Linked DNA regions of Homo sapiens: all the other regions are linked to region 5. Evidence: chromatin contacts called from ENCODE Hi-C or POLR2A ChIA-PET data. All regions are on one chromosome and are shown on one strand. The core of a region is the stretch at or near the end of the contact, and the rest is flanking DNA. Distances in the headings are between cores, read along the strand shown.

Evidence for each region. Hi-C counts contacts between places; a loop is a spot of excess contacts on that map. ChIA-PET counts read pairs that join two places held with the same protein, here RNA polymerase II (POLR2A). Pooled maps may share reads with other maps.
Region 1: a loop to region 5 is called in a pooled map, with 22 times the contacts of the local background. The contact joins the promoter of C2orf74-DT here to the promoter of B3GNT2 in region 5. A Hi-C loop is called at or near these places in 1 of 37 single-sample maps with no recorded cell type and 8 of 50 pooled maps. POLR2A ChIA-PET finds 5 or more read pairs at or near these places in 1 of 52 experiments (activated naive CD8-positive, alpha-beta T cell).
Region 2: a loop to region 5 is called in a map of CD8-positive, alpha-beta T cell, with 10 times the contacts of the local background. The contact joins the promoter of REL here to the promoter of B3GNT2 in region 5. A Hi-C loop is called at or near these places in 2 of 168 maps with a recorded cell type or tissue (CD8-positive, alpha-beta T cell and naive thymus-derived CD4-positive, alpha-beta T cell), 2 of 37 single-sample maps with no recorded cell type and 12 of 50 pooled maps.
Region 3: a loop to region 5 is called in a map of CD4-positive, alpha-beta T cell, with 4 times the contacts of the local background. The contact joins the promoter of SANBR here to the promoter of B3GNT2 in region 5. A Hi-C loop is called at or near these places in 3 of 168 maps with a recorded cell type or tissue (CD4-positive, alpha-beta T cell, CD4-positive, alpha-beta memory T cell and naive thymus-derived CD4-positive, alpha-beta T cell) and 6 of 50 pooled maps.
Region 4: a map of CD4-positive, alpha-beta T cell shows a loop between it and region 5 (5-fold over the local background). The contact joins the promoter of PAPOLG here to the promoter of B3GNT2 in region 5. A Hi-C loop is called at or near these places in 3 of 168 maps with a recorded cell type or tissue (CD4-positive, alpha-beta T cell, CD4-positive, alpha-beta memory T cell and naive thymus-derived CD4-positive, alpha-beta T cell) and 10 of 50 pooled maps.

What each region holds. Positions count from the first base shown.
Region 1 is chr2:61,143,614-61,146,313 of GRCh38, reverse strand. It overlaps C2orf74-DT (C2orf74 divergent transcript), which reads left to right and starts at 1,339. Exons shown (of 2, transcript NR_036496.1): 1 at 1,339-1,541; 2 at 2,369-2,700. It also overlaps a transcript of C2orf74 not described here. RefSeq lists enhancers at 1,161-1,510, 1,205-2,126.
Region 2 is chr2:60,880,307-60,883,006 of GRCh38, reverse strand. It overlaps REL (REL proto-oncogene, NF-kB subunit), which reads right to left and starts at 1,433. Exons shown (of 10, transcript NM_001291746.2): 1 at 1,157-1,433. The coding sequence starts at 1,166. It overlaps REL-DT (REL divergent transcript), which reads left to right and starts at 1,693. Exons shown (of 3, transcript NR_033980.1): 1 at 1,693-1,775. RefSeq lists an enhancer at 1,021-1,690 and a silencer at 1,299-1,838.
Region 3 is chr2:61,064,608-61,067,307 of GRCh38, reverse strand. SANBR (SANT and BTB domain regulator of CSR) reads right to left here and starts at 1,437. Exons shown (of 22, transcript NM_001129993.3): 1 at 1,281-1,437. RefSeq lists silencers at 838-897, 908-1,257, 1,288-1,657 and enhancers at 547-1,046, 1,047-1,548.
Region 4 is chr2:60,754,838-60,757,537 of GRCh38, reverse strand. It overlaps PAPOLG (poly(A) polymerase gamma), which reads right to left and starts at 1,270. Exons shown (of 22, transcript NM_022894.4): 1 at 1,043-1,270. The coding sequence starts at 1,059. RefSeq lists an enhancer at 1,045-1,354.
Region 5 is chr2:62,194,731-62,197,430 of GRCh38, reverse strand. B3GNT2 (UDP-GlcNAc:betaGal beta-1,3-N-acetylglucosaminyltransferase 2) reads right to left here and starts at 1,316. Exons shown (of 2, transcript NM_006577.6): 1 at 1,076-1,316. LOC124906013 (a long non-coding RNA gene) reads left to right here and starts at 1,418. Exons shown (of 2, transcript XR_007086336.1): 1 at 1,418-2,292; 2 at 2,524-2,700. RefSeq lists enhancers at 1-30, 1,011-1,617, 2,224-2,700 and silencers at 441-790, 971-1,410, 1,701-1,930.

The DNA.
Region 1 (2,700 bases), core at 90-2,589, 1.1 Mb after region 5:
CTACACAAAAAGCATAATTTATACACTGTTTGGCACCTGGGCTTTTTTCGCTTAGTAAGATATGCTAGAGATGGTTCCACATTAGTATGTTGGGAACTGATTCCTCACTCTTTTTCATAGCTGCATAATGTTCCATTGTGTGTATGTACTGTAGTTTATAATATCAGTCTTCTGATGGATACTCACGTAGTTTACAACCTTTTGCTATTACAATCAATAATCTCATACACATATTACTTTACATGTATGCAAGTGTATTTGGAGGCAAAATTCCCCAAAGTGGGATTGTTGGATCAAAATGCAAATATTATTCAGTGTGGTTTTGATAACCACTAAGGATTGCTGCATTCTGCTCCTACTAGCACTGTAACACTGCACCTGTTTTCCTGACACCCTCCTATATTGAGTATATTACCAAACGTTTCAATGTTCACCAATCATGATGATTTGCATTTTTATTAAAACTGAAGCTGGCCTGTAATCCTAGCACTTGGTGAAACTGAGGTGGGAGGATTGCTTGGGCTTGGGAAGTGGAGGCTGTAGTGAGCTGTGATCGTGCCACCTGTCTCAGAAAAAATAAAATACAAAACAGGCCGGGCGCGGTGGCTCACGCCTGTAATCCCAGCACTTTGGGAGTCTGAGGCAGGCCGATAACCTGAGGTCAGGAGTTCGAGACCAGCCTGGCCAACATGGTGAACCCCATCTCTACTAAAAATATAAAAATTAGCCTGGCGTGGTGGCACCTGCCTGTAATTCCAGCTACTCGGGAGGCTGAGGTGGGAGAATCACTTGAACCCGGGCAGCGGAGGGTGCAGTGAGCCGAGATTGCATTACTGCACTCCAGCTTGGGCAACACAGGACTCCATCTCAAAAAAATAAATAAATAAATAAAAAACACAAAAACATGCAGCTAAGCATCTTTTCATATATTTAAAGTCTATTTTTAACTACTATTTTTCTGTGAACTTGGTACCCCAGTACTTCGCCCATTTGTCTAATGCACTGCTGCCTGTTAATTCTTAGATATTTTAAATGAATATTTAATATATTTATATTTGGAAAAACTTATCCAAGGACAAAAGATGACGCTAAAACTCCTGTTATAAAACGAACATACCAGCCTTTCCCCCACGAGTCTGGAATCCGGCCAGAGCAGGATTTTAAGACTCTCGGACGACGTCAACATGTCCTCGGATCTGACTGCGCAGGCTCCAAATAGCTCGCCCGAACCCTAACATCTGTGTGCGCATGCTCGCTTGATTCCTAGCGGAAAGTTTGTGTGCGCATGCTCCAAGGAGCCGCGCCCCATCGGCTTCCCTAACGGAAAATCCGCTGCGCATGCTCATAAACCTGCTCTCCTAGGAGACCTGAAGGCTGCTTCCGCTAACCCGGGCTGGCGCTGCTAACCTCACCCAACGATCCCTGCTGTCGGAAAATGTCCAGAGGCACCATCCCTGCTATGAAGAGGGAATGCCAGTACAACAGCCACAAGGGGTCTTCCTGTGGCCCTCAAACAAAAAATCACTGCATTACATCAGCAGGTATTCAGCACCTGGCCCCCTCCAAACGGTGTCTAAAGCGAGTTTTAAAAATTAATGCTAGGGGCGGGACGGCGGGGGCGGAAAAAAATAAAAAATTAAATTACTTAAATTTTTTTCTCTTTTTTTAAAGAGTCGGATTCTCGCCCTGTTCCCCAGGCTGCAGTGCAGTGGCGCGATCTCGGCTCACTGCACCTCCGCCTCCCGGACTCCAGCAATTCTCCTGCCTCAGCCTCCTGAGTAGCTGGGATTACAGGCGCGCGCCACCACACCCGGCTAATTTTTTGTATTTTAGTAGAAACGGAGTTTCACCGTGTTGCCCAGGCTGGTCTCAAACTCCTGAGCTCAGGCAGTCCACCCGCCTCGGCCTCCCAAAGTGCTAGAATTACAGGCGTGAGCCACCTCACCCGGCCAAATTACATTAATATTTTATATTGAGGAGGAAGTTGGTTACAAAGGACTTTCAAAAGTGTCGGGGTTAATAATCTGCATATTTTAAAATATTCCAGGCCGGACGCGGTGGTTCATGCCTGTAATCCCAGCACTGTGGGAGGCCGAGACGGGCGGATCACGAGGTCAGCAGATCGAGACCATCCTGGCTAACACGGTGAAACCCCATCTCTCCTAAAAATACAAAAAAATTAGCTGGGCGTGGTGGCGGGCGCCTGTAGTCTCAGCTACTCGAGAGGCTGAGGCAGGAGAACGGCGTGAACCCGGGAGGCGGAGCTTGCAGTGAGCCAAGATCGCGCTACTGCACTTCAGCCTGGGCGACAGAGCGAGACTCCGTCTCTCTCTCTCTCACGCTCTCTCTCTATATATATATTCCATAGACTGCATTGGAGAGAAAGGCGCCGGGACAGAAAAGCCTGAGATAAACCACCTGTCATTCTTGGAGAAAAGGATGCTGCGGCTTTCCCGATTTGGTTGATGAGATGGAAAATCAACCCTTACAGGAAGGACATCACCAATTCCGGAAAGGATGCTGCGCCAGTCATGTTTCCGCACTCTGTGAGACGTTGAAATCTCCAGAAGTTGCCCAAGGTTTTCAAGCTGAACACAGGAGAAATGACTCTGGATCTCTGAGGACTGTTTTCCTCAATAAGGAGCTGCAATCTTGGCTCCACCACCCTCCCTCCAAAACATCTCGTGTGTCTGGTATCTG
Region 2 (2,700 bases), core at 184-2,683, 1.3 Mb after region 5:
CCCCGGCTCTCCCGTCCCCCTCAACCTTAAGCTCCAGGCAGCCCCAACCACATCTGTGTATATAGGAGACTTTCTTGCTCTGCAATGTTTCTTACAAACTTATTCCCCCCCAAAGGGAGAGATCGAGCATTTATTAAGGGAAAATATATAGTCACATAAGTGATAAAGTTGTATTCATTCCTACTCATTATTTTAAAGCTCGGATATTCTAAAACTCCTCTTTCCCCTTATTTCCAGCGAGGAGGAAGGGGGATTCAACGTCTCTATTCGTCAGATTAGGAACCTTGAGCTTTATCTCACAGTAAAAACTACATTTTTTTTTTTTTTAAATAGAGACAGGGTCTCCCTCTGTCGCCCAGGCTGGAGTGCAGGGGCGCGATCTCGGCTCACTGCAACCTCCACCTCCCAGGTTCAAGCGATTCTCCTGCCTCAGCTTCCCGAGTAGCTGGGATTACAGGCGCGCGCCACCACGCCCCGCTGATTTTTGTATTTTTAGTAGAGACGGGGTTTCACCATGTTTGCCAGGCTGGTCTCAAACTCCTGACCTCTGGTTATCCACCCGCCTCGGCCTCCCAAAGTGCTGGGAATACAGGCATGAGCCACCGCGCCCGGCCTACACTTGGTCGAAGCAACATTAACACTTAAAATACCACGGATTTTCTAATTCGTGTTAAAATACCACGGATGATTTTTAAAGCCGTGACACATTTTGTACAACTGTCAGTACAAGGGGGATCACCTCTTTGCATTTGATGAAATTAAACTAAAAAGGGGGAGAGAGCTTGCCCGAGGTCTGAAGGTTCCTCATTCCTGTTCTAAAACATAAAACCACCATCTTCAATACATATACATTTTTAATGAGAACTCTTCGTCCTCCTTTGGTTCGCTTATGACTTCCCTAATCCTAAAATCAAGTCGTTGGGAATTTCTAAGGTTCCTGCTATGACAACAGGATCGAATTACAGAGCGTGGCTTGGATTCTGCACGCAAACCCTGAAGCAGGTAACTTTTTTAAAAGCTGACAATTTTACCATATGAGATTTTAAAGACAGAACGCGCCCCAGCAAAAACTGAGCTCCCTAAACTCACTGCGGCAGGACCCCCTTCAGAAGAGCTCCTTTCCCCCGGCCCAGGCCCGCGCCCCATGAACACTCACCGGAGGCCATGGCTCCGCTCCCCGCACCTTCCCGCAGGCAGCTCCCAGCGTCCTGGCCGGAGGCGGCCGCAGTCAGTCAGTCAGGAGGCCGAGGGACCTCTGCCGGCGGGGCCCCCAGTCCCCCGACCACCCTAGAGGCCTCCTCCTTCTTCCCGCCCTCCGCTGGGTTTGCGGCTCACACCTTCCCAACCCCTGAATTCTTGCACCCCGGGTCACCCAGCGTCGCCGTCCACCGTACGGGAGCCAGGGGCAGGGGGCGGAGCGGGGAGAGCCGAGTGCTGGCCCAGCCGAGAGGCGAGCAGCCTGGCGGGAGGGGAATTTCCCGCGGCTGACGTAGGCCCGACGCAGCAACCCTCACCCGGAGGCGTGGGCGGGGCGACCTCGCGGCCGCCGCGCGCGCGACCGCCCCCAGCGCCCCGCCCCTGCCTGTCCCCGCGCACGCTCCCCGCCGGCCCCCACGCATACGCCCCCGGCGCTGCTGCGGCGGCTGGCTTGGGAGGGGGTCGAGGGAGCGGGAGCTTGGGGTGGGCTTCGGGAGCGCAGGGAACGGCGGGAGCCGGGAGGTGACGGCTAGCAGCGTGAGAAGGCCGCTGGCTCCTGAGAAATCCCCCTCCTCCAGGTTGTTCTTCCGAGTGTGGTTTAAAGTTCAGGAGCGGGCGGGAGGGTGCGGATGACGTAGAGAGGGCCGGCCGCTGGGGAGCTTTTGGGGGCGCGCGGGGCCGACTCTCCCGGCCTGGGAGGGCGACGGCCGGGGTTTTCGAGAGGTGGTTCCCCCTCTTCCCGACTTCGCACATGCAAATCTCCACCCCCGCGCCAGCGGCGGGACGTTGCGCCCTGTAGGGGGAAGTGGTGCTGCGGCGGGGGTCCTGTCTTCTTCTGTAATTCCTGTATTTGCATACGGGGACCCCCCCCCCGACTGATTTTTTTTCCTCCATCTAAATTGCGAGGGTACTGTGAACTTTACGTATTTTACCTACTGAAACCCGTTTAAACTCAAAAGGTCCGCACTTGGAGTTCGTTGTCTCATTAGGCAGTGCACTGAAGTTTAGTGGACACTATATCCTGAGATTTCACACAGATGCCAAGAAAGGCGGAAATGGAGCACACATTTAGTGCATTAAAGGACCTAGGATAACTTCGTTTCCTTCATTTGAATAGTACCTGCTATGCATCAGATAATGTCCATACTTAATCTATGACGTATTTATTATTCCTAACTTTATAGATGAAGTATTCGGGGTTCAGAGAAGTTACTTCAACATACAGTACTTCAGAATGCTGATAAAAGGCACAGTTTAAAGCCAGGGTTGTCTGACTCCAAAGCTCCATGCCCTTGCCCCTGTCCCTTACTAGTTAAAATTAGTACGGAGAGGTAATGGGGAATATCAGCCTGCCATACAAGTGCCCAAAACTGGGGGACCCATATGGGCAAATAATTTAAAATATCCTGCCAACCCCAAACTGTTCTTTCCACGAAATGCGCAATGTACAACAAAAGAATGAAACAGTTTTATTATTGGATATGTACTAAAACGTACCATGAT
Region 3 (2,700 bases), core at 188-2,687, 1.1 Mb after region 5:
AAAAGCTTACATTTCAAATGTGATACTAATTTATGCTATACATGTTTAAGAGTACTTTAAATCATCCAAATGAGAAAAAAGTTTTTCTGTTGACTTTCTCTTTATACAACTGTACTAGGCAAGGGAAGACCCCCCAGCATTAATTCTAGTTAAATGAATGTCCAAGAAATCAGAGTCTGAATTTAAGTATAAAAGGCATAGCATTGATGGATAATCCTTAATAAAACATAAATTATCTCGAAATAGCTGTTATAGTGCACCTCATTCAGGAAAGTATAAATTTATCAAAAACGGTGACAAGAAAAAGCTCAAAGTTCAAATTACTATGAAATCCACTCCCATTCATAAAATATCAAAATCTTGACAATATTTAAGGTAAAATACGTTATTTACCAAAAATAAAAATCCAATATGTTTAACAGACTTCATTTTTTAAGAACATACTTCCCCTCCCCTCCCCGACCCCCTTCTCTTGGTTTATGTATTTAATATACATGTATTAATTAAGAAGACTAGTCTAAGTCACTTCCACACCAGATAGAGGTCTACAACAGGAATCTGATATATTTTTTTCTTATTTCAAATAGAAAAAAAAGCTCTTGGAGACAGAGACGTTTTCCCTTAGCCAGTGGAAAGATGGGAAGAGAGGGGGCCCCGTGGGGCAGGCAGGCAGGCAGGTCAAAGGCCTCTGGCCTAACAGAGGGCGGCGGTAACACCGAGTCATCCCGGACCGGGAAGAAGCCTTGTACCCAGGCTTCCTGACTTCTGCACACACAGGAGATCGGAGTCAGCTGGAGGAGAAAGTAAAATCACATCCCAGAACCGGCATGAGGTCAAAGCCAGTCAAACCTTGGGCCCGGAGGCTCACTACGCGGCGCGTCCTCGGGGCACCCCCAGACCTTCGCGCCCCGCTCCCGCCCGTGGAGGCACAGAAACTCCAGGGGCGCAGAGCGGACAAAGGCGCCGGGCAGCGGGAGCGAGGCGGGGCAGAGGCCCGGGGCGCGGCCGGGCGCGCAGAAGCTGGGGTTCCCGCCGCTGTGCGCGGGCGGGACGGTCTGCAGGGACATGGACCGGGCGGGTGACGGGACGCGGGCCAGCTGGCTGCTCGAGGCGCGGCCGGCTGAGGCTGTGCACGGGGGCGTTCGGGGGCGTTTGGGCAAGTGGGACCCCGCCCGGGGTGGGAAGCCGCGGCGGGAGCCGGCTGGCTGTGAGCGGTACCGCCCCATGCCGCACTTCCCGCCCCGCGGTGGGCACCCGAGCCCCCTCGGCGTCTCGCTCACCTCCACAGGGCCGCGGCTGCCCTCGCAGCGCCTCTGTTACCTGCAGTGGTCGGCACCGCCCGCGCTCGCGCCCTGAAGCTGCCGCTACCGAGCCCGCAACCCCGTCCGCAGCGCCTCACACCCCGCCCCCGCCCGCTTGCAGGCGGCTGCGGAGACTAGCGCCGAGGGGTGGGGGAGCCGCCGAGCCGACGCCGCCCGGCCAATCGCGGGCCAGCGCCGCAGCGGCGGAGCCAATGAGCGCCGAGCCCCTGCCGGGCGGGAGGGCACCGGAGGGGCGGCGGCGGCTGACTGTCGCCTTGCCTTGCCTGCTGCTTCTCCTTCCTCCTCTGGCATACACTCCCAGGCTTGTCGCAGTGCAGCGTCCCCACCCTCCCAGCGTCTTGTCTCTTAGCAACCAGATCCTAGGAGCCTGATCTTAGGTGACCAACCCTGAGTCCAGAAGAAAGGGGGATATACAGGAGATAAAAGATTAAAGAATGGATGAAATTGTTCTTGGTGCAGATCATTTGGTACACCGCTTAGGTAGAGCGGAAAGATCGCATGATGAGGGACACCGAAAGTATCTTTTAGACCAAGGTCTTTGGGTAAGGACCTGAAGTGTCTTTACCAGGAGGTAGCTCTTTAAAAATGTAAATAGCTCTGGATTACAAATTCGGTTTTCATACATTAATAGGGTGTGTGTGTGTGTGTGTGTGTGTGTGTGTGTGTGTTATTGTGAGGAACACTACTATTGGGCATCTAGTAAAATGCAAACGGCTCAATATTGTAGGGTAACTGCTACATGTCAACATTTCTATCTAATTTCCACTTGGTCTATTCTGAGAACCAAAATTAAATGTTAGGATTAGAAAGAACAGAAAAAGTAAAGCCTTAACCAAATGAATAATTACTACGAGATCTGATGATTAAGTAGAGATTAAGTGGTTCACTGTACAGAATGTCAGGAGTTTTTACCAATTGTATCATCCTGTGACTTTCTGCAGATCTTTTACGATTTTTGTTCCACAAAGACATTAAAGTGGCTGGGTGCGGTGGCTCACACCTGTAATCCCATAATCCCAGCATTTAGGGAGACCAAGACGAGAGGATTGCTTGAGCACAGCCTGAACAACAAAGTGAAACCCTGTCTCTACCAAAAAAAAAAAAAAGTTGTTTTTTTTTTAAGTTAGCTGGGCGTGGTGGCCCCAATGAGCTATGTTTGCACCACTGCACTCCAAGCTGGGCAACAGAGTGAGACCCTGTCAAAAATAAAAATAAAAATAAAGTTAGGCAAGTGTCGTATCATAAGATGTTAGGTTAAGTCAGGTAAATTCTTTTTTTATTTTTTTGAGATGGAGTCTTGCTCTGTTGCCCAGGCTGGAGTGCAGTGGCACCGTCTGGGCTCACTGCAACCTCCACCTCCCTTCAAGCGATTCTCCTA
Region 4 (2,700 bases), core at 21-2,520, 1.4 Mb after region 5:
GTGATACGAGTTATATAAAGTTTAAAAACAACTAGAACTATGCCAGTTATTATGAACACATGTGTATGTAGTAATAGCATTAAAAAACATGCAGCTCCCATGATTCGAGGGCGGAAAAAAAAGAAGTAAAATAAAAAACAGGCAGCAACGATAAACATCAAATTCAAGACTGTGGAGACATCTGGAGCAAGAGATGATTGGGACCAGAGAAGGAGGTAGGAGAGTCCTTCAGATGTATCTGGAATGCTTGATTTCTTTTTAAAATAAATACACAGATACGTATATACACACCGTGTGTGTGCGTGTGTGCATGTACGTGTATGTGTGTACAGTTACGTTTTGGGAGAAATGGGTGGTGGCTCCACAAATGATGCTTATGTTATTCTCTACATTTTTCTGCATGTTTAAATTATTTCCTAATAGACCAAAATGGAAGAAGCTACAACAAAATCTTGCCAAGTACGGGAACTGTTTCTGACTTATCAAAGTGTGAACAAGAGGTACAGACCGGTAGATGTTGTGGGTAGGTGGGGAAGCAGGGGGTGAGGGAGAGGGTGGGGACGGCGGTGAAAAGACTGTAGCCTCATATGAAAGAGAAACCCTTGGGCTGCGATAGGTCTTTCACTCCTGAAGACCTGGAGACAGCCGGTCGGGAAGGGAGGAGGGGGAGGCAGGGGGATGGTATTTGCGCCAATGCAGACAGGAGCAGACGGGCTCAGACAGTGCTGGGGGCAGGCGAGTGACCGACAATTTCTCCCTACGGACACAGGCACCTCTTTCCCTCCTCATCCTTTTCTGAGGGCGTCCTCGGAGGCGGGACAGCTGGGGACTCCCGGAGTCCCCGAGTCCGTGCAGGGGTGGCCAGGTGAGCCGCCGGGTTTAGGGGAGGTGCCCTTGCGGACCGGCCGGGAGCCGGGAAGGAGACCATCCCGGCGAGCTGCGTGCAGGGCGCAAGGGACAGGGAACGGAAACAAGGACACAGTCGGACCACCTCAGCTCACCCCTACCCGCCTCACCCCAACCGCCGCCCCCCACCACTTACGCAGACATCTCTTTCATCGCTTCCTGCGTCTCCCTCTCCAGCGAGTGTTTATCGCTCTGGAGTCCTGTTCTTGCTGTTCCCTTCTCCCCCTGTTCACTTTCCTCCGGTCGCTAGTAGCTCGCTTGCTCGCTCACTTTCCCACTTACTATGGCTGAGGCATCCAACCGAGTAGTGAAAACACCACAAAACCGGCTCTATTTATGACAATACAGCGCGGCCGACGCCAATATGGCGCCGCTTCCCAGCCTGCCTCTCGCAGGTCTCAGCCCCGCCCCTGGAGGTCTGGACCACCCTCAGCCACGCCCCCTCTGCCTTTAGGTCCCGGGAGGCTCCGGGGCCCCGCCCACAAGCTCAGGGCTCTCAGTATACCGTTGGTTCGAAGGAGTATTTATTTGGTACTCTCCTTTGTCCGCGGTACTGTCAATGCCGGTAGACCGCTTGGAAGGAAATTTGGAGATATGTTTTCCTTGCCTCTCGAATGGCAGCATATATCATACATTTTTTAAAAAGGTCACACCCTTGCCTAGCAAAAACTATTTCAACGCCTCCGTTATCCTACATCTTTGATTTAATTATAGTTATACATAATTAACTCACCAGTTGAGATTTTGTCTCGAAAGGGTCACACCCAGGAACATACGACTTTCACACAAGTATCCCAGGGAAAAACAAGCTTGTAAATTGGAGGCTTAACTGTTCACTTCACCCCTAAGTACCACCTTTGATTAGTGACATTCTGGCATTTAGCTGACAGAGGTTGAAAATAGTAGCTAGCAGTTTGCAATAGGATAAATCCCAGGCTGAAACAAAAATCTTACACTTTTAAATAGTGGAAATCATGTTCGATGTGAGTGTGGGGATGAAAATGAGAAAATAATAACCAATTTTAAAATGCTGAAAGGTAGAAGTAATTTCAAGCACTAAATCATTACAAAGAAAAGGAAGTCAAGAACTGCTTGCTCTTGAACATAACTCAGAGTCACAGTAAATAGAGGAGATTACTTGCTGATTAATTCATTAAAAAATATTTATTGAGGCAAGATACAGTGGCTCACACCTGTAATCCCAGCACTTTGGGAGGCCAAGGTGGGAGAATTGCTTGAGGCCAGGAGTTCGAGAACAGCCTGGGCAACATAGTGAGACCCTGTCACTACAAAAAGTTTTAAAAAAATTAGCTGGGCATGGTGGCCCATGCCTGTAGTCCCAGCTACTCAGGAGGCTGGGGTGGGAGGATCTCTTTGAGTCCAGGACGTGGAGGCTGCAGGAAACCAGGATGGCACCACTGCATTCCAGCCAGAGTGATAGAAGGAGACCCTGTCTCAAAAAAATAAATAAATAAATAAATAAATAAAAACTACAAAACATATTTTTGAAAACCTGAGCAAGGTGCAGTGGCTCTTGCCTGCAATCCCAGTGCTTTGTGACGCCAAGGCTGGTGGATCACTTGAGGCCATGAGTTCTATTAAGACCAGCCTGGCCAACATGGCAAAAACCCATCTCTACTTAAAAGCAACAACAAAAACCTGACGTGGCCTGGTGTGGTGGATCACACCTGTAATCCTAACATTTTGGGAGGCTGAGGCGGGTGGATCACTTGAGGTCAGGAGTTCGAGACCAGCCTGGCCAACATGGTGAAACCCCATCTCTACTAAAAATAG
Region 5 (2,700 bases), core at 67-2,566:
ACCCAGGTTATAAATGTACATATTTTTAAAGATGAGCTTTGACGCTGTGACACTTGTGGGGAGTCTCCCGACGGCTCCTCTACTTGATGGGGGTACAGGGAGTTCTGCGGCTCCCCAGCCCCGAGTTTCAAATACCGTGGCCTGGAAATTAACCGGGTGACTCGGTTTATTGCCTCCAGAAGGGTCCGCCTGCCGTGCTGGAGTAGCCGCCAGTCCCGCGCCCGCAGCCCCGGCAGGGCCCCCCACGCCCACCTTCCCACGAGGGGTGTCTCGTAGAGTCCGGCTTCAGGCGCTCCCTGGCCTGGCAGCACCCACCCCACCCCGCCCCACCCCACCCCCACGACTCGGGCTAGCAGCCTGGTTAATCATTCAACGCAAACAGTGTGGAATATTTTTTTTAAAAGGTCAAAGCGAAAGGTTTTCCCTAAGTTTGGCAGAAACCAGTTTTGGGGGAGCCGGAGACAGAAGTGGCAGAGGTTGGGGGTGGGGGGTGGGGAGCGGCTGCCGGCGGCTCTTTGGCTCACAAAACACCTGATCTCCCCATGCGGCACGGGAGGCCGGCGCAGTGCGAGGGTGGGGTGCGGGGGTGCGAGCGAGGAATCACGCGCGCCCCCCTCCCCGAAATGCCCGCGCGCCCCGGATGAGGAGGCCCGGCCCCAGATGCCCCTTGCCAAAGCCCGCATCGCCCCGGCGCCGGATCCCCCGGAAGTTGGGGTGCAGCGAGGAGGGGGAAGGTCCCCGGGCTCCAGGGCGAGGTGGGCACGGAATGGGTTGGGAGGTTCCAAAGCCCCGCAGCGGGCGGTGTCCCTCTCCTCTCCCTCTGGGCTGAGGTTGGGTGGCTGGGACGGCGGGAAGGTAAGGGAGGCTTAAATGCGGCAGGAGCCACCTAGGGACGGCTTCCTCCACCGGGGCGCGGGTACGAAGCCGGAACCGGCGAGGAACCGGGCGGGGGTAGCAGGGTGTCCGGAAGGTGGGGCCGGGAAGCAGGGAGGCGGAAGGGGACTGGTAGAGGGGCCTGGCGGTGAGAGGGCAGCGGGGAGGGAGCCGGCGGGGGTGCTCGGCGCCCGGGCCCTACCTTGTCCGGGAGCAGCTCCAGCTCGGCGGGGCGGGGGCAAGGGCGGGAGATCGCGGCCACATCCACGTCCCGGCCGCTCCGCGCGGCTCAGCCCGGCGACCGCCGCAGCTCACGCTCCATGCGCGGCGCCCCGGACGGGCGGCCCGGCGGTGTCGGCGGCAGGGACTGCTCCGGCTTGGCTCTGCTAGCCTCCGGCACTTGTTGCCGCTGCTGCCGCTGCCGCTGCGCCTCACTCCAGGCTCCGGTTCCAGGCGCAGCAGCCGCCGCGGGCGCCCGGCCCCGCCCCTCCCCTGCCCGCCCGCCAATGGGGCCCGGCCCCGCCCCTCACGTCACCGCCCGACGGCCCCGCCCCGCGCCCCAAGTTTTGGGAGGGTTCCGCTCTCCCCACCCGGTACCAGGACCCACCCGGGCCCGCGCTCCCTGCGGCTTCCAGGGACCCTCCAGCCCCCACGCACCCTCCTGCAAAGCCGAGGGTTAAGCTGGGGAAAGGGGGCCTCTAGGAAGGCGACCCCCCTGGAAATGCCTGGCAGCTCCAAAAACACTAATGAAACTCAGCTCCAGCCTCCGCCCCTCCAGTTGTGGGTGGCCCCTCTTGCGGTTCGTCTGAGGCTAGGGGACTAGGCGCATCGCCTAGCGAGACTCCAGTGGCCTTTTCTGTCCAGTTTGTAACCGGAACTAGACCGACCCCGGCCGCCCCCTCCAGTGCTGGGGCGGGTGAGGAATGGCCCCGCCGGGGAGGCGGGGGAGGGAGGCCTGGGCCACCCTGGGGTCTGACCTTTGCTCCACCTCTTAGGTGCTCACGACCCAGAGTGGTGCCCTGCTTGGTACTGCCACTGGATCCTCTGGCTTATGAAGCCGTCCAGGACAGGAAGGGTGGGGGGTGGTCCTTAGTTCTCTTCGTGGGGTCATGCAGAGTGGTTTCCTCGAGGTCCCACGCCCGTCTCAGGAAGCCAGAAACGCAAGATGCCGGGCGCTCGGCCCGAACCCGTGCCGCGGCCCAAGGGGCAAGGCGGATACCGAGGCAAGGCCTAAAGGGCCGGACTCTGACCGCACCCTCCGGACACTGCAGGGCTCCGCCGGCCAGAGGCGGCCTTGGCGCCAACCACACCTAGCAGCGGGGTCCCCGGGCCCACCGATGCGCCCTCCTAGCCCCGCGCTCCTTCGAGGGGTTCCAAGGTGACTCAGAGACGCAGCTGACACAATTCTGAGGCCCCCAGGTAAGCCTGGCGATACCGGATGGAGAAGTTACCTGGTCTTGAAAGGCCCAGTCCAGCCAGCGAGACCCGCGTGCGCTCCGCGGGGAGGCAAGCCTAACCAGGGGCTCACCTGGAAGCGTCCCCGCCCCCTGGTCCTTATCTCTGAATCGAAACCGAACCTGGACCCATCTAGATAATTGGACTGAGCAATTAAGGACGCTTCGCTCCTAACTGTTAGCATTTTTTCCTAAGGCTCTCGGAGGCGGAATCAGCTGGAAAGGAACATTGCTAAGTAGGAATTTCAGGCACCTGTGAACTGAGCCCACTCAATAATCGGCCCTTTCCCTTAACCAAACTCAGCAAAGGAAGAAAGACCAAGTTGCTGCGGATGCACAGAGCCACGTGGGTGCGGGTCCTCTAGAAACAGGA